Linked DNA regions of Homo sapiens: region 1 is linked to region 2. Evidence: read pairs that join two places in POLR2A ChIA-PET (ENCODE). Cell type or tissue: IMR-90. All regions are shown on one strand. Links, peaks and the distances in the headings refer to the core of each region. The heading gives the core; the rest is flanking DNA.

Evidence for each region. Peaks named below come from ENCODE experiments on the same cell type or tissue, not always from the same donor. Only the 100,000 strongest peaks of a DNase experiment are listed, where the experiment ranks them.
Region 1: POLR2A ChIA-PET joins it to region 2 with 20 read pairs; 1 of 35 experiments calls an interaction of 5 or more read pairs at or near these places.

What each region holds. Positions count from the first base shown.
Region 1 is chr6:56,503,800-56,513,573 of GRCh38, forward strand. It overlaps DST (dystonin), which reads right to left. Exons shown (of 104, transcript NM_001374736.1): 73 at 7,398-7,601; 74 at 5,843-6,074; 75 at 4,730-4,956; 76 at 2,868-2,990; 77 at 2,644-2,745; 78 at 198-299. Among named protein-coding and RNA genes, the nearest start is that of COL21A1, 260 kb to the left of the region's middle. In IMR-90, for the core only: no CTCF peak of the experiment used is centred there; no DNase peak of the experiment used is centred there; H3K27ac peaks cover 213 bases.
Region 2 is chr6:56,574,734-56,584,507 of GRCh38, forward strand. DST (dystonin) reads right to left here. Exons shown (of 104, transcript NM_001374736.1): 50 at 4,081-4,204. Among named protein-coding and RNA genes, the nearest start is that of DST-AS1, 260 kb to the right of the region's middle. In IMR-90, for the core only: no CTCF peak of the experiment used is centred there; no DNase peak of the experiment used is centred there; H3K27ac peaks cover 305 bases.

The DNA.
Region 1 (9,774 bases), core at 916-8,915, 71 kb before region 2:
TATTAATAGTATTTCTTTCCTTTATTTAAAGAACACTTATATATTGCTTAGCATGTGAAAGCACTATGTACATTAAACTAGCTTTATAATTAAGCTGTCATACTTACATTAGGTAAAATAAATTTATGTACAAAATTATGTGAATCAAGGACTTAAAACTGCAAGGGAGTCTTCGATAAATTAGCCCCCACACATACCTTTAGCTCTTCAATCTGCTGCTTGACAGTTTCGAGATCTGTTCCAATTGGAGACATTGAAGCTAATTTACCACCTGCAATATCTACCCAGTCAAATACCGCCTGAAAGACACATTCGCCCACGTGTTGTTACAACAGTACATTTGAAATTGCTACAGTATTTCAAGTACTACAGAAAAATACAATCATAAATCTAAAAGATATTATAGAATTAGACTATTTTATAAAAAATTAACATGGTTCACCTAAATTAGTAAAAGCAGTAATATACCAAAATGGTTGTCCCAAATATGAAATAGATACATACAAGTTTGCAAAAGAAATTGTTTATTCAATAGATTCTTGATATATTATGAACTTCTAAAAAAATCATTTGAAAACATTTATAGAATCCAATCACATGGAATTCTTCATTACATGTGCTTAAAAGGCAGCTTGTATAAATATACTGAAAGGAAAAGATTCAAATCTATTTGTTCATTCAAATAAGCAAGAAATTACTGTTTAGAACTTAGGCAAAATATTTGACTCAAACCCTTACATATTATTTAGATTAGCATTAAGATCCTGCACATATAAATTATTAGCATTAAGACCATTATTCTGAATTATAACAGGTTTCAGACTCTCCTGCATTTCTTATTTATTTAGGTAATAAAAATAGTCTAAAAAGGCTCAAGTCACATTTTTTTTAGGTACTGAATACAAAATAAAATCATTTTGCCATTACTCTGTCACCCAAGCTGGAGTGCAGTGGCACAATCAAATAGCTCACTGTAACCTCAAACTCCTGGGCTCAAGCAATCCTCCTACCTCAGCCTTCCAAGTAGCTCAGACTATAGGCACATGCCACCATGGCTGGCTAATAAAAAAAGAAAAAAAAATTGTAGATGGGGTACTTCAGCTCTTGTTTTGACAGGATCTTGCTATGTTTCCCAGGCTGATCTTGAACTCCTGGCCTCAAGTGATCCTCCCACCTCAGCCTCCCAAAGCACTGGGATATTTTGCACTTTAATGAAGTTTACAAACCATATAGTAGGGCGATAAATCTTGGATTTTTAAGTTATCATTAGCCAACCCTGACTAAGTACTTAAGCAGCAACCTGGGAAATAAAACGTATTTTACTTTACAATCAAATCTTGAAAATTAGCATCCAGAGCTTTGACATCTAGCTACAGCTAGCTGTACTGTAGCTACTTAATAAATCAATCTGCCCTTTGCTAGCACAGGTGATGCTACTAATACATGATCAACAGGACTTATGACAGGCCTTACTTTTCTGGTAGTGATAAAGAGACTATACAAGCCATGGTGGCTTGCGTGTGACCTCCTAAATGGCTGCATGTGGTGGCATTGCCACCTCTAGCCATGGAAGAGATTACAACTCAATGATTTAACAATGACCTAGCCTCACAGACTGGAGCCCGAATTAGTTACTTGTCATTGATACCTAATAGAGTAAATTATCACTTAGGTTACAAAAGAAAAAAAAAAAAAGAAGAGGGAGGGAGAATATAATAAAGTGTTATTTGTAGTAAAATCTTTCATATATTTCCAAAGTTCAAAAAACTTCTCAGCTGGCATAAAGCCTAGCTGTGACATTTATTTTTACAAATATAGAAATGGAATGGCATAATAAAAAAGGAAAAGATGTTCTCATCTGGGCTTTAAAAATAATATTCACTTAGTGTTATGGAAATACTTAAGCTTTTTCCATATGGTAAGAAGGATGAAAGATTAAACTCCTGCCAGTCTGTTAGGAAACGGAGCAAGGTTAAGGGAGGTAGGGAGAGAAATATACCCGAGTTGGCCTCAACTGACAAGATAATTTTTAATATTAAAAAAAAACCTTATAAATGGTTAATGAACTGAATGAAAACCCTTAAGTGAAAAACAACTATTAAAAGAAATTATATACATGGAAAAGAAGAAAACACTTTTTACACACCAGATTATGACCTAATAGAAATCTATTTTTGTACATGGAGAACACTGGCTTCAAATCAAATTTCTTTACTTCTGACTTTAGTTAAACTTGGTGATATTTTTAGATAGTGTTTACTCCTTTCATCTTATTCCACTCAGAACAGAATTCACATTTAGTTCCATTTCACTGTCTGGTGCTGAGCCATTTATAAAAAACACTGTGTGAGAACATTTACTTTCACTTAAAAAAAATCAAAATATTTCTTTTCAAAGTAAATTTCACTGAATGTGTATACAGAAATGTGTTTAGATGTGTATATAAATCTACACATATCTGAAAGGTCAGAAATATCTTCTAAAAGACAAAACATGAAATGAGATACACAGGCAACTGCAGGAATAATTTGCCCACAATTGCATATGCACTGGCAGATCTTGAGGTGGTGCCAATATGTAGACATCAATTAGTACGATTCCTCCTTCCAGCTAAGACCAGCACATACACTGTAATCCCCTTACCTGCAGTCCATCCTGGTACTGAACGGCAGCCTGCATTGCCTCCTCAAGTTTGTCAATCCGGTCTTTCCAAGCTTTATTTAGAGAATCCCATGCTGAATTTAACTACAAGATGTATGTTAGAATTCTTTTAGTGCCATATTTTAAACTTTCAACTACTGTTAACAAAATATTTTAGTTAACTAAAAACTTTTTAAAAGCCATTCTGATAAGTAAGCCAGTTGTACCTCATCTATACTCTTCTTGACAATGGGTTTATCAGGCTCCCCACATGCCGCAATGAGTTCAGAACCTAGGTTAATAACTATATCCAGCTCCTCCTGTAGTCCATCTATTTCTTCCCTTATGGTCTAGAATAAGAAAATGACAGCCTTAGAATTTTAAGCAAAACCACATCAAAACTTTAAAAAGTACACAACAATATCAATGGTAGTTATTTCTAGAAGGTGGCATTCTAATCATTTTTCTGTTTTCTAAGTTTCTGCAATAAATTTTTTCAACAAGAAATATTTTAAAAGAAAAACAGCACCCTTTTAGTAACAAATGTCAAATGTTTATTATAAAGATATTTAAGAAATGATAAATAAGAAATACCTTAACAAATACCAAAACAAATTTTTAAAAATATCAACAATACTGTAAGGCTTAGAAAGACATTTTGGTTTCCAAACCAATATACATTTAACATAGACAAGTAAAATATAAATCCAAAAACAATACAAATTAATATATTTGTTAGTAGATTTAGAATAATCTAGCTTTGGATTTACATTTTATGTCATTACCCTAGGCAGGACCAGGTAGGACCTGTAAGGTACAAAGATACCACAACAGAAAGGCAGTATCCTACTTTTGCTTTCATCTTCTTGGTTAAATACATTCATTCATTCAACAAACACTGAATAACCATAAACCAAGCCCTAAACCAGGCACTGGGGATACAAAGAAAAATAGATATGGCTATTCCCCTCAAGGGGCCCACACTACAGCAGGAAAGACAGAGGCATAAGCAACAGTAAACCATACTATGTGCAGAGTCCTTTGCATGAATAAAGTATTACGGGAACACAGATGCACTAACTCTGCTAAGTATACAAGAAAAGGTTTTACATGGGGGTAATGATCCAACTGAACCCTGAGTGGACTTTGCCAGTAGAGTGGCAGGAAGGACATTCTAGAGTGAGGAAATAAGATGCGCAAAGGCACTGACGCTAGAAAGAGCAAAACAGTTTGTTTTGGGAAACGCCCTTTCTAATCAGTAGCAGGGAGGGAGTTTGGTAAAGGAGCAAGAGAAAAACATAACTTTGGAAACATAGGCATGAGCTAGGCTGGCATGCAAAAAGCTGCATGCCCTGCTCTAGGGAGTTTGGGCTTGATCCAGATGGCAGGGGATGCCTCTGACGGGGTTTAGGCAGCAACACAGTAAGAGCAGATCTAGAGAGAAGACTGGCAGCAAGGTCAGAGGCCTAGCAAGGAAAAGACAGTCTGCACTTTGGATTACTTTGGAAGCCAAAAAGAAAGAGAGAGATAATAAGGCCCTGAAATAAGGCAAAAACAGTGAGGATAAAGAGAAATTTTTTGTTGTTGTTGTTTTGTGTTTTTGTTTGTCTTCTGAGACAGGGGCTCACTCTGTCGCCCAGGTTAGAGTATAGTGGCACGATCTTGGCTGACTGTAACCTCCACCTCCCAGGTTCAAGTGATTCTCATGCTTCACCCTCGAACTAGCTGGTACTACAGGTGTGTACCACCACGCTTAACTAATTTTTGTACTTTTAGTAGAGACAGGGTTTCGTCATGTTGGCCAAGCTGGTCTCAAACTCCTGGCCTCAAGTGATCCGCCCACCTCGGCCTCCCAAAGTTCTGGGAATACAGGCATGAGCCACCACGCAGGCCTGAGAAATTGTTTTAAACATACAATCTCAAAGTGAAATTTGTGGGTATACTCTATCTCCTACTGTATCACTGCACATTCCATTTTCAGAACCAAATATAAATGTTAACAGAGTAACTCCTAACATTTACCCAAGGAATCTGGATTTCATTATGCCACAACTTATTTTTCTAACTTTAAATGAGATTTTCTGCTTACCTCTGCTGCTTCTTGCTGTTGTTTTACTACTGAAGGATCAATTCCAGGATCTTCCAGGTCCCGGATGAAATCTTGAGTATCTTTAATGGTAACTATCAATGACATGTGATCACACCAGAACTTTTCTGCTAGCTCCATCACATCCAGTAGTTTGGCTTCCCTCTCTTCCACCAGTGTGTGTATGTTCTCCCAAATGAAAACCATTTGGTCAAGCTTATCCTGAACAGCTATGAAGCAAAACAATATCCACAAGGCGACTGGTTAGCCCCACGTAACCAACAAAGCAGAATGTTATAGTTCACACAGAAAGTAGTGATCCAATTTGCTAAGTATCTAAAACTGGACCAAGTTTTGAATGACCCCAGTCCAGTGGATATCAGTGGGTCCAAGAGTCTATGCCAAATAACATAATATCTCTGGGTCTGCTATTCTTGCCAAACCAAGGTTCTTCCTGACAAAAGTGAGCTCAGAGTAGAACCAAGTTTATCAAGTTTCAAGTTCATTAAGGCTATCCTTAATCCCAAAGGGAGTGAAATAATCACCTAGGTACACTTTTATGCTCCCCAAATCAAGAGTAAAATTGTCCGTTCAGTCCCAGGAATGTAACAATGTATGGTATGTACTTTGGGCTTGCTTCTAGAGTACTCTCATTGTGAATTTCCACTACGCACATGCTCTCCCTTTTGACCCTCAGCTCGTATCTCAAAGATGGCTGGCTGTGGTAGTGGTTCCCATTTTTGTGGCTATGTGATGCAGGATCCATGCTATGTAAGGTAGCAGAGTCAGTAATGAGGAAAAAACCCCAGATATGGCCTTATTAGCAATATGCTTCAACCTACTGATTTAAAAGGCCTGAATACACATGGTCTTTGAACATATGGTCTTTATACATGGTCTATGTATAATGGCACGCTTTGTATTCAACCAAATAATTTCACAAACACAGGAAGACATTAACAAGGGATTTGCATACACAGCCCTTCAACCCTAAACACATCACATTTGTAGTATCTTTTTTAAGATGCGGCATTTTGTTATCCAATTGGACGGTGAGTAAACCGCATAAACATTTAGAATGCTTTAAAATTTGTTTCCCTATTCCAAAAGTATTACCTTTGGCAGATATGTCTTTATCAGTCCCCCCAGATCTAGCAATCATTTCCTCTCCCCTCTGTTTAAGAGTTTCATACAACGGCTGTAGCTTTTCCATGTCTACTGACACATTCTTATTTTCACTGATCTGTTCCTTGATCTTCTCAACCTCTGCAGAGATAGAGGGTGGCTGCCTCAGACGTTCCACGATGCGTTCCAGGCTCTCAAGGATCTGATCTATCTTGTCATGGAACTAGGGGCAAAACAAAGAGATCTTTTATGGAAAAAAGATCTGTAATACCAAGTGTGAAATTTAAATGAAAAAACATTTTTTACAATTTAATGTCAGAATTAAGAATAAATCTTAGCCTCTTTATCAACAGACCCATTCAAAAGTTACATCCACCTGGTGTGTGAAGACATGCCTAAAATCATGAAGTATATGCACCTCTGTCACACTACCTATGTACAATAGACTTAGTTTCTTATGAATATTTGAGTGTATCCATTAAGAAATGGTATATATTAATATGTAATTGGACCAGGACGACATGGCAGCAATGTCTCTTTACCTGCTGCTTCATCCTGTTATCATAATTCAAATTAATTTTAAAAATCAAGTTCAATAAGCTGAGTATTTGTCTATTACAATGGATTGTTTACTTCATTTTTAATGAACTATTATGGCATCCTGAAAAGTTATATTATTTAATGTGAAATTCATGGGAAGTTTTGATTAGATTCCAGGGAATCCTTAAGTTATGCATTTCCTGAATTGAAAAATGTTAAAAAAAATTTTAACAAAAAACCTCCCCAATGTTGTAACTTCTGATATAACAGAAGTTACAAGTGTCAGAAGTTTTTATTTACTTCATGGTTAAACACATAATCAGACACATGAGAGAATGTAAAATTTTTATTTGTAAAGGTTCCATAGACAATTAAGCAAAGCTATAAAAACTTGTTCATTCACATCTATGAATGAACTTTGTTCTATACTATCTCAAAGTTAAAGGAATAATCACACAGGATTGTGACACTGGCCCACTCTAATGTGCCATATCTAATAATGAAAACCAAATCTTGAAAATGGAAAATCTTTGGGTATTTCAAAATTCAACTTCTTGAAAAAAGATATTTTCAGAAAAGAAAAAACCATCAATATCCAACTTTATATTCTTTTTCTTTTCATTTAGCCTATCATTCTTTCTTCTCATTGCCTTCTTGAGAGTACTTTATTAATAATTATAACACTTTCCTTTATCTCCCCCAATGGCAAATATTACATTCTACTCAGGATGGACACTGAATTAAATATTCAGACAATGATGACAACTGCACGTTTCTTAAGTCATTGAAAATTATTTGTATTATATCTATAAGCAGGCAGAGAAAGATAAGGAGATAAAGGCTGGATGCAAGCAAACATCACCTCTGAGGGACACAGACATCAATACTCAAGAGTGAATGTGGTGAAATAATTTTAGTTAAAATTTAATCAGGAAATCCAGGAAAATGTCTTTCTGTGCTCTGTTGTCTGCAAGAACCCAATTCTATATCTAGTGTAAACAATTACCTGAGTTGATTGAGAAATGGCTTCATCCAGTGCCACAGCACGCTTTTTGACATCTTCTTTAATTTGACTGTAAAGGGTGTCGGCTGCCACATACTTCTCTTGGATAGAAAAGCCTTCCCCAGGGCTCAATTCCAGTAACTGTGGCCCAGTTTTGTTCATCTTATCTATATGAGGCTTGTGTTCAGCTATCAACTCACGCAGTTGCTATAACAAACCAAACAGCTTTTCAGTATCTCAGGGTCACACCTCCATATTACAGCTGTCTACACCTGCAATGCATCCAGCTGGCAAGAAACTCCAAACAAACCCCTCCCCATCACAAGGCATTTAACACATGATGGCTCATACAGCTCTTTGCCAGGAAGAGAAGGTCCTGACACAAAGATTAAACAACAGTCTGGTCACACCAAAGACCCTTTAGGGTACAAAGATGCTGGTTCAGTGAAATAATGAATCCCAGTTTATTATGCATCTCATACCAAGAGTAGCACATTTTGACAAGAGCATTAGCCTAGGGTCATATTATATAAAAGTATTCTGAACTCGCTATGTCCCCAACCTACAGACACCAAGTCATATCTGATGGTGTTCCTTTCTGCACACTCATGATATATACAAAAATAGAAGAAAGAAAAAGAGAGAGAGAGAGAGACAAGACGGGGGGAAGGAGGGAGAAGGGAAGGAAGAAAAAAGAATAGAAAGAAGCTCAATATAAGTTAGATGCAATGCTGAGACAAAACCTCAAGATAAGGAATGTTAGGGTGATGTAAGCCCACAAGGCATTGCATTTATATATGCGGACTGATATAAAATGAATGAACATGTATTACATTTTATATTTATGTATGAATCTATTCTATATATATATGATATATAGACACACATATGAATGAATCTATATTCATTATTTTAAAATATTAAAGGCTGCAAGGGCAATCTATCAATACACAGCTATATACTGAGCATTGTTTGTAAGGTATATTTAAGGAAAAACACATGTCATATGAATGTGCATAATTTTGCTAGCTAATCAAGAAATACAATGATATTTATACTAGTGCGTGGGTGTAGAATTCAAGTGGATCCCCATTCCCTTTAATAGAGAAGATGTGTTGGAAGCCTGAATAAAGCTAGAATACATACACCTCATGGATCCCATGGATTTCAATGAGCAGTTTTTCATGGGTCAAAACCAAAGCCACCCCCAGGGGGAAGATCTGCCTTTGCTTGCAGGTTTTTCTGAGGCTGGCCTCTGTGCAGCATTGAGGGGTCTTTCATTTGCACCACATTATTGATTAGGTTCCCTCATCAGCAGCTCTTTGTCCTCACCAGAATGTGTATCTCCAAACTCCAGCCCCTCACAAAAGCTTCTCTGGGGAATCTTACTTTCAGGAAAGATGGTCTAGAGATAAGCTACCAATCTTTTCCTGCAAACTCTAATTTCTATCAGTCACCAGGATGGCCACATACCTAGATTTTTATTGAAAGTGTCTACTAAAATCAATTATGAGCATTATTTTGAGAACCTGTTGAGGAATTACATCATTAACTATCACCAATGTAATAAAATGTTTTTGAAGGTTTTCAAAAGACTGCCTCAAAATAGTTTTAGAAAGGGCTAAATAAAGATGAATTCAATTTTAAAAGAAGGAAGAGTCTAATATAGCATGCTGCACATAAGAATGTGGGAGGGCCATGTTTGCAATCTAGCTCCTGGGCGTCCCAGGCCAAGTTTTTATTTTTATTTGGCATAATTAGGTATCTTCATGCTGCTTTACCGAATGGAGGTGGTGATGGTATATCAGCTATAGATAATCTCATGGAAAAGGAAAACTGAAGATGTTACATACGTTCTCCTGTCAATGTTCTTTCAGGAATGCTTGGAAAACAAGCTTTCACTCAAGAGTTATCAAGAGACTCTCAAATAAAATGCTACATCTCTGCTGATATTTCTGGAGTTCCTTTGGGTCTAGGTAGATCTCACCTGTATAGCATCACTATAAGGCAACTTGGCTTGGCAAGTAGTGAGAGGAGCCTTTTTTTTTTTTTTTAAGACAGAGTTTTGCTCTTGTTGCCCAGGCTGGAGTGCCGTGGCACGATCTTGGCTCACCACAACCTCCGCCTCCCAGGTTCAAGTGATTCTCCTGCCTCAGCATGCCAAGTAGCTGGGATTATAGGTATGCACCACCATGCCCAACTGATTTTGTATTTTTAGTAGAGATGGGGTTTCTCCATGTTGGTCAGGCTGGTCTCGAATTCCTGACCTCAGGTGGTCCACCTGCCTCGGCCTCCCAAACTGCTGGGATTACAGGCGTGAGTCACCACATCTGACTAATTTTGTATTTTTAGTAGAGGCAGGGTTTCTCCATGTTGGTCA
Region 2 (9,774 bases), core at 1,280-9,279:
AGTTTGAACAATGGTTTTTAATGTATTCATCTCTTTCTCTCTGGAAAATGATGTTTTAAATTTATTTATCACTTATTGTCCGAGAATTTGAAAAATATTTTAATTATTTCTGAATGCTTTAGTCTTATACATTGTAGAACGCTTCAGTAGGGACAAGCTGTGTCCTGAAACATCTCTAACATCTTACTGACTTGTATTTGGCCCATGAAACATAATCTATACAACAAAATAATATAATTGTTCTAATGCTACAACATGAGAAAACATCTTGAAAATTTTCACTGGAGTGAGAGGTTAAGTTTGGATGATTTAAAGAGAAAATCATGCTCCTCTTACTAAAACTCAATGAAGCCCATCAGCATACTGAGTGGGGAGGGAGACAGCATTTAATATGCACGAAAATGCCATCGGCAGAGGAAACAAGCAGTGGGTTCAAAAATAAGCTCTCAACAATAGATGCTGGAAACTACTAGTTGGGGGAGAGGGGTGGGAAGGTAAGGGCTGAAAAACTACCTGTTGGAGACTATGCTCATTACTTGGGTGATGGGTTCGATCATATGCCAAACCTCAGCATCATACAATATACCTTTCTAACAAACCTGCATATGTACCCTCTGATTCTAAAATAAAAGTTGAAGAAAAAAAATGAGCTCTAATTTGGAAACTCACAAGAGCACATGCTCTGAATGGCAGCTTGAAGTTGGCAGGTTAGCGACTTCTTAATTGGGCAACTGCATCAACAGGGTAAGTAAAATGAGTGACCTGTTCAGCCATAATAAGTGACTTTCGAAGGAAAGCCAGCTATTTTCATATAATTAACAGATTTGAGTGTTAGTTTGCTATAGACTAAATGTGTCCCCCAAAATTCATATATTGGGGCCAAAGTCCCAATGTGATAGTGTTGGGTGCTGGGGCCTTTGGAAGATGTGATATTATCATATAATAAGAAATATTTGGTCTCTGGCCATAGCTCTTGACATAGAGTTCCTAAAACCCTTCTGATTTCCTCAGTAATACAGACACTAAGAGAATCTTTTGTTCTGATATTTGGTCGTTGACCTCAGTTCCTGACATAGAGCTCCTAAGACCTTTGTGATTTCCTAAGTGACAGGAGTGTATGGCAGAGCTCCTAAGTCCCTTGGAATTCCTTCATGAGGGGCATCTTTTGTTTGAATGAGGTGACGCCTGGTGGCCTCCTGGATAGTCTTAGGGTAGGGGGAGCAGGGGACAGTGGCAGATGTTGCCAGGGAATCAACCATGTGATTAGACAGTTGGAACTGTCACCCTGTCAACCTCTGAGGAGGGAAGAGGGGCTGAAGATTGAGCTGCTACCAATGGCCAATGATGTAATCAATCATGCTTATGTAATGAAGCTGCCATAAAAACCCAATAGGATTCGTCTGGGGAGCTTCTGAATAGCTGAACACATGGAGTCCTGAGCATGGCATGCCCATAGAGGGCACAGAAATTCTGCTCCCCTTCTCCCATACCTCACCCTGTGTATCTCTTCCATCTGGCTGTTCATCTGTATCCTTTGTAATATTCTTTATAGTAAGTGGGTAAATGTAAGTAAAGTCTTTCTCTGAGTTCTGTGAGTCACTCTAGCAATTAATTGAACGTGAGAAGGGTCATGGGAATCCTAATTTATAGCTGATCAGTCTGAAATACGGATCACAATTTGGGACTTGTGATTGGTATCTGAAGTGGGGGGCAGCATTATGAGACTGACCCCTTAACCTGTGGGGTCTGAAGCTAATTCCAGGTAGACAGTGTCAGAATTGAATTGAACTGAATTGAATTATAGGACATCCAGCTGGTATCTGTTGGAGAATTGTTTGGTGTATGGGGAGAAATACACACACATCTGGTCACAGAAGTGTTCTGTGTCATGTTCAATGGTGTATGAGAGTGAGTAGCAAAAAGAATCAGGTTTCCTCTCTCTCTGAGGAGGTAATTAGGTCATGAGGGTAGAGCCCGTGTGAATGGGATTAGCGCCCTTAGAAGAAGAAACAGGAGAGAAATGATGTCTCTCCACCACTCTCTACCAGCAAGATAGTGGCCATCTGTAAGCCAGGAAAAGGGCCCTCACCAGAACCCGACCATACTGGCAGCCTGTTCTCTGATTTCCAGCCTCCAGAACTATTGGAAATAAATGTATGTTGTTTAAGCTACCCAGCCGATGCTATTTTTGTCATAGTGGGCTAAACGAAGACACTGTTTAGTTTGCACTTCTTAGTGATAAAATATTGTCACTGAAGTAAATTCTTCATTTTAGTAAACTAAAAAATATTTTAGAAAAAGGTACAAAAATCTACTGTAAGAATGTTATTTTTTTAAATCATTGGTTTTCTTAGAAGTCAGAAAGATCTTAGAGAAACTCCTCTATACCTTAAATAGTTTCACATATTTCCTAGAAAATTATGCCAGAAGTTTTAGTTTTAAAATAATGTAACAAATGAATTTTAAGCAACTAAAAGTGAAACTATGTACACTTAACAATAAGAAAAAAATGTCAAAATGCCTCTTCGAGTAACATAAATACAAATAAGATAGTCTTTCTTTCTCCTTCATATCCTTATACCCAAGTCCTCACAGCAATGGTATCTAATGTGGATATATGAGATGCTGCATTGGGACAGAGGAACAAAATGTTAGAACTTCCATTCATATTTTCATTTTATACTTTAAAACTCTATATTTTTGTGTTTTATAATTATAACACATAGAATAATACAGTAATATGTTCACATGACTTATACATACATCTGCATATATGGGGATGCAGGCTGAAGATCATTTTTGACAGGGGTACATAATAAAAAACATCTGGATACATGTAAGAATGAAAGACAGGATTTCCCTTTTACACAGTGATCTTAAAAGAGCTAAGTTCCATTCTTCTCTTCAAATAAAATTTTGACTCAGATTTTAATTCATGCTCTATTTAGGGTAAAACATATGTCTAATCATCTGTTGTGGAATATTTTTACTTCACATATTCACACACAGAAATACACAATAACATTAAATATTGTGAAAAGCAGGGCAGTGAAAACAAAAAATACATATGTAAGATAGTAAAAAATATGTATTGATAATCCACTGCACATTTGGTATAAACTAAATACTGTGGTTAGATAGAAAGATAATATACAATAGCTCTTTTCTCAAGAAACACATTAATCACAAACTCTTGGGCTTAAATGATCCTCCCCAAATGTTGGGATTACAGGTGTCAGCTTTTGCACCCGGCCTGAGAGATGTGCTTTGAGAAGTCTTCCCACTTCTCTGTGTTCTAGAAGTTTTTTAGTGGCCTCACTCAAATTGAGAGCTCAGTTACACCAATTCTTTAGTGATACTAGAAACTTGATTACAGCTGTAGTGCTACTTTTGTGCACAAAACATTTGGGGAGGATCATTTAAGCCCAAGAGTTTGAGACTAGCCTGGACAATACAGTGAGACCCCATCTCTACAAAAAAAATTTAAAAAATTAGCTGCACATGACAGAGCATTCCTGTAGTCCTTACTTCTCAGGAGGCTGAGATGAGGAAGACTGCTTGAGCCCAGGAAGTCAAGGCTGCAGTGAGACATGATTGTGCCACTGCACTCAGCCTGGGCAATAAAGTAACCCCTGTCTCTAAAAATAAATTCAATTCAATTCAATTAAGCACATTTCTCAACCTCTTAAACCCACGTTCCCACTATTGATAAAGACCCTCAGAGATTCTACTTTGGCCTTAAGTTGAAGGCCTAACTCTGCCCAATCCCATCAACCAAGAGAATTTTGTGAAGTTCTACTTCCTGTGGTGGACATTACATAGCGAGTTCCTGTTATGTTTTCTAAATATCAAATTTAAATTTAAATATACTCTTTTCAAGACACATAGCCCCCGCCTCTAAGATTCTAATATACCTGCCAAAGAAGGCATGCCTTTTCCCAGATGCAGGAACACCATTTCACAGAGAAAGAGCACATAGAACACAATCTATAACTAGTGAACATTTTTCTCCATATCTATTAGGACACCTTTCTTTAGAATTTACCTGTGAGACAGGAAGCAAGGACATGAATATCTTACCAAGTGTTTTCTGGATATCATTCTTGGCTGGAAGTAAAGATCCCCTGGCATCTAAAAGCACTTCAGCCGTTTTCTTCAGTTTCTCTACAGCAACCTGCTGACTTGATATCTGTCCTTGCAAAGCCTGTAGGATTAAACGCTTTTCAATTATACTCAGCAGGACTAAATAATAGATTTCTAATGTGGAAAAAATGATTTCTAATAAGATAAAGTAAAATTGGACAGAATAAACTTTTCATCATACCAACTTTCATCATCAACTTACTCCAGAGTTCTTCGAATAAGGCCAGTTATAAAGCAGCATTAGCAAAAGCATCAGCCAGTCTGGATAACACAAATTAAGTTTTGAAATAAACCTTTGAGCATATGTTCATAATAATTTCCCTGGTTCCTGATCATACAACCCTCTAACTTTATACCCTTAACCCCTACTTCTAGGCTTTGTACAATACCCCAACTACTACTAAAACAAACAACAACCAAAATTTGAGACCACTTCTGACTCCAGGAAAGGAGATAAATAAGCTCGCCCAAATCAGTAGATCCTGACTCAATACTGAGTCATGTTTATTTCTGTTAATTCAATAAAAGTTACTGAACATCTAACAAATTCAAAAAGCCTTGCTACATTTTGTGAATATACAAAAATAAAAACAGACACAAAGCTTACTTTCAGGGATTTTATGGTTCGAGGCAGGAAGTGGTAAGTGCCACAGGTGAGTCTGAAAAAATGCTGCTGGAAGTTAACAGGAAAAAAATGGGAGGGAAATGAGGGCCACCTCAATGGTAATGACACTGAGATGGCTCCTTAAGAAAGTGTGGATTTGGGAGAACCACTCCCTGCAGAACAAACAGAAGACACAAAGATGAGGACAGAAGAATCACAGGAGAAGGGGAGAGTCCCATCCAGTTTGACAATGCTTATGGGTGAGTAAATAGAAATAGGCCTGGAAAGGCTTCAAACATCAGGCTAAGGAGTTTACATTTTATCCCATAGCAATGGGGAGTTATGCAGGGCTTTTGGGTAAGGGGTTGAGATGCTCAGGGCTGTCCTATAGGAAGGCTAAATTTGTAGCACTGCATGGGAAAAGTCCAATGGAAACGAAATAAAGGAGAGATACCAGCTGGGGACAACTTCAGCAGTAACAAAGCAGTGAGGACTACTGAAGGCCAAGGGCTGAAGACAATTCCACCGTTCGGTCTGTTTGGACTGAGAAGGTGGAATTAGTTAGAGTTGGGAAGAGTCCAAAGGACTTGGTAACACTATGCAAAGCTGTGCTGCCACTATGGTAGCTACCAACTACAGGTAGCTTTTAAAATTTAAATTAATTGAAATTTTAAACAATTAAAAATTCCATTCCTTGGTTACAGTAGCCACATTTCAAGTGCTAAGTAGTCACTGTGGCTAGTGGCTACCAATTGAACAGAGCAAAATATAAGTAAAGTATTTCCAGCTGGTGCGGTGGCTCACTTGTAATCCCAACGCTTTTTGGGAGGCCAACTTGGGAGGATCACTTGAGGCCAGGAGTTCAAGACCAGCCTGGGTAATAAAGTGAGACCTTGTCTTTACAAAAAAAAATTAAAAAATTAGCCGGGCACGGTAGTCTGTGCCTGTAGTCTCAATTACTCAGGAGCTGAGTCAGGAAGACCGCATGAGCCCAGGAATTTGAGGCTGCAGTGGGCTATGATCATGCTACTGTTAATTCCAGCCTGGGTGACAGAGTGATATTCCTACTTTCTTAAAATAAATAAATAAATAAATAAATAAAAATTTAAAAAAATAAATTTCATAATTACAGAATGTTCTAGTAGACAGCACTGCTGGAGAGGGCAGGAACAAAGGACAAGAGGAGACAAGAGTAGAAGTGTCCAAAGATTTTGAGCCTAGGTAATTAGCGGAATTTACTTTTTCTTTTTTTTTTTTTTTTTTGGTTGGGGGGGCAGCGTCTCACTCTGTTGCCCAGGCTGGAGTGCACTGGTACAGTCTTGGCTCACTGAAGCCTTGACCTCACAAGCTCAGGTGATCCTCCCACCTGAGCCTCCCAATTAGCTAGAACCACAGGTGCATGCCACCATGCCCAGCTAATTTTTTTGTATTTTTTGTAGAGCCAGGGTTTTGCCACATTGCACAGGCTGGTCTCAAACTCCTGGGCTCAAGCAATCCTCCCACCTCGGCCGTCCAAAGTGCTGGGATTACAGGAATGAGCCAAGGCTCCCAGCCAATTAGTGGCATTTATTAAAAAAAAAAAAAAAAAAAAAAAAAGTGAGAGCAAGCTAAGAGTAAAGGAATGCCTGTTTTGGAATTCATGATTTCAAAGTGCTTTTGGGACCCTCCTCCAGAAGGAAACAGCAAAAACTGGAAATGGAAGAGAGTTGGAACCCAAACTGGAAACAGACATAGAGAATTGGAAGTCAAGATACACAATGTGACTCCTAAACAAGAAAGCACAGGAATGCCAGAGAAGGAGATTCTAAAGAATCATGGAGAATATTTATATATAAGTGATGGGGAGAGAAGAAAAAAAAGAACACATGTAATTGATGGGGTGGAAATGGGCCCAGAATAACTCTGTCCCCAAAGATTAAAGGAAGAGAGAAGTGGAAAAGGTTAACAGTGTCAACTGCTTCGGAAAGGATAATGTAAACTGAAAGACTAATGAGTCCTTGAATTTAATGAGTAGCAGTCCCCGCGTATCTCTGAGTGAACAGATGTGGCTCAACAATGGGAAGGAGGAAAAAAAGGTGGAAGCAGGAGCCATAGATACGTCTTCCAGAAGTTTGACCCTGCATTTCTAACAGCTCTTACAGATTTCTGCAAAAGTGGGCTGCCTGGCCACACAGGCCTATTCCCAGCTTTAATTTATCTTAAGCAACTCATGCTCCTCTTCTACTCCTGCATTTGGATTTCAAAGCCCCCAATGTCCAGTTGTAGATGTGAACTCATCCTTGGCCATGGGCCTAGCTTTCCAACTGCCTCTTGAGTATTTCCATCTGGATGTATGCAGTCACCTCCAACTCAAAAAAGCTGAATCTGAACTCATCATCTCATTCTCTGTACCTATACTTTCTCCTGGGGTATATCTAACTACCCAAATAGTCAACCTGAAGTTCCTCCTAGATTCCATCCTAAGGCTTATTTTCCACATGCAAATCAACCATTTAAAGCTTTTTTTTTCCACACGTGCAAATCAATCAACAATTTTACCTGCTTAATATTTTTTAAAAGTCAACTTTTGCTCCATATTTCTGGATCATTCCAGGATAATCTCTCTCTTGGATTGTTGAAAAAAGAATCCTAACTGTGTTAGATCCTGCCTCCAATCACTTCTCTAATATAGCTCCTAATGTGTTCTACCTAAAATATACATCTGACCACATATCACCCCTGATATAGTTTGGATATTTGTCCCCGCCCAAATCTCACATTGAAATGCAATCCTCAATGTTCAAGGGAGAACCTGGTGGGAGATGATTTCTCATGAATGGTTTACCATCATCATCTTGGTGCTGTCCTCGACAGTGAGTGAATTCTAGCAAGATCTGGTCATTTAAAAGTATGTAGCACTTCCCCACCTCCCCACCTCTCTCCCTCTCTCTCTCTCTCACTTGCTTCTGCTTTTGCCATGTCACATGCCTGCTCCTGCTTTGCCTTGCACCATGAGTAAAAGTTCCCTGAGGCTTCCCCAGAAGCTGAGTGATGTCAGTGCCATGCTTGTAGACCCTGTAGAATCGTGAGCCAACTAAACTTCTTTTCTTTATAAATTACCCAGTCTCAAGTATTTCTTTTCTTTTTTTTTTTTATTAAAGTTTTAGGGTACGTGTGCACAATGTGCAGGTTAGTTACATATGTATACATGTGCCATGCTGGTGTGCTGCACCCATTAACTCGTCATTTAGCATTAGGTATATCTCCTAATGCTATCTCTCCCCCCTACCCCCACCCCACAACAGGCCCCAGAGTGTGATGATCCCCGTCCTGTGTCCATGTGTTCTCATTGTTCAATTCCCACCTATGAGTGAGAACATGCGGTGTTTGGTTTTTTGGCCTTGTGATAGTTTACTGAGAATGATGATTTCCAATTTCATCCATGTCCCTACAAAGGACATGAACTCATCATTTTTTATGGCTGCATAGTATTCCATGGTGTATATGTGCCACATTTTCTTAATCCAGTCTATCATTGTTGGACATTTGGGTTGGTTCCAAGTCTTTGCTATTGTGAATAGTGCTGCAATAAACATATGGGTGCATGTGTCTTTATAGCAGCATGATTTACAGACCTTTGGGTATATACCCAGTAATGGGATGGCTGGGTCAAATAGTATTTCTAGTTCTAGATCCCTGAGGAATTGCCACACTGACTTCCACAATGGTTGAACTAGTTTACAGTCCCACCAACAGTGTAAAAGTGTTCCTATTTCTCCACAGCCTCTCCAGCACCTGTTGTTTCCTGACTTTTTAATGATCGCCATTCTCACTGGTGTGAGATGGTATCTCATTGTGGTTTTGATTTGCATTTCTCTGATGGCCAGTGATGATGAGCGTTTTTTCATGTGTCTTTTGGCTGCATAAATGTCTTCTTTTGAGAAGTGTCTGTTCATATCCTTTGCCCACTTTTTGATGGGGTTGTTTGTTTTTTTCCCGTAAATTTGTTGGAGTTCATTGTAGATTCTGGATATTAGCCCCTTGTCAGATGAGTAGGTTACGAAAATTTTCTCCCATTTTGTAGGTTGCCTGTTCACTCTGATGGTAGTTTCTTTTGCTGTGCAGAAGCTCTTTAGTTTAATTAGATCCCATTTGTCAATTTTGGCTTTTGTTGCCATTGCTTTTGGTGCTTTAGACATGAAGTCCTTGCCCATGCCTATGTCCTGAATGGTAATGCCTAGGTTTTCTTCTAGGGTTTTTATGGTTTTAGGTCTAACATTTAAGTATTTAATCCATCTTGAATTAATTTTTGTATAAGGTGTAAGGAAGGGATCCAGTTTCAGCTTTCTACATATGGCTAGCTGGTTTTCCCAGCACCATTTATTAAATAGGGAATCCTTTCCCCATTGCTTTTGTCAGGTTTATCAAAGATCGGATAGTTGTAGATACGCGGTGTTATTTCTGAGGGCTCTGTTCTGTTCCATTGATCTATATCTCTGTTTTGGTACCAGTACCATGCTGTTTTGGTTACTGTAGCCTTGTAGTATAGTTTGAAGTCAGGTAGCTTGATGCCTCCAGCTTTGTTCTTTTGGCTTAGGATTGACTTGGCGATGCGGGCTCTTTTTTGGTTCCATATGAACTTTAAAGTAGTTTTTTCCAATTCTGTGAAGAAAGTCATTGGTAGCTTGATGGGGATGGCACTGAATCTATAAATTATCTTGGGCAGTATGGCCATTTTCACGATATTGATTCTTCTTACCCATGAGCATGGAATGTTCTTCCATTTGTTTGTATCCTCTTTTATTTCATTGAGCAGTGGTTTGTATTTCTCCTTGAAGAGGTCCTTCACGTCCCTTGTAAGTTGGATTCCTAAGTATTTTATTCTCTTGGAAGCAACTGTGAATGGGAGTTCACTCATGATTTGGCTCTCTGTTTGTCTGTTATGGGTGTATAGGAATGCTTGTGATTTTTGTACATTGATTTTGTATCCTGAGACTTTGCTGAAGTTGCCTATCAGCTTAAGGAGATTTGGGGCTGAGGCCATGGGG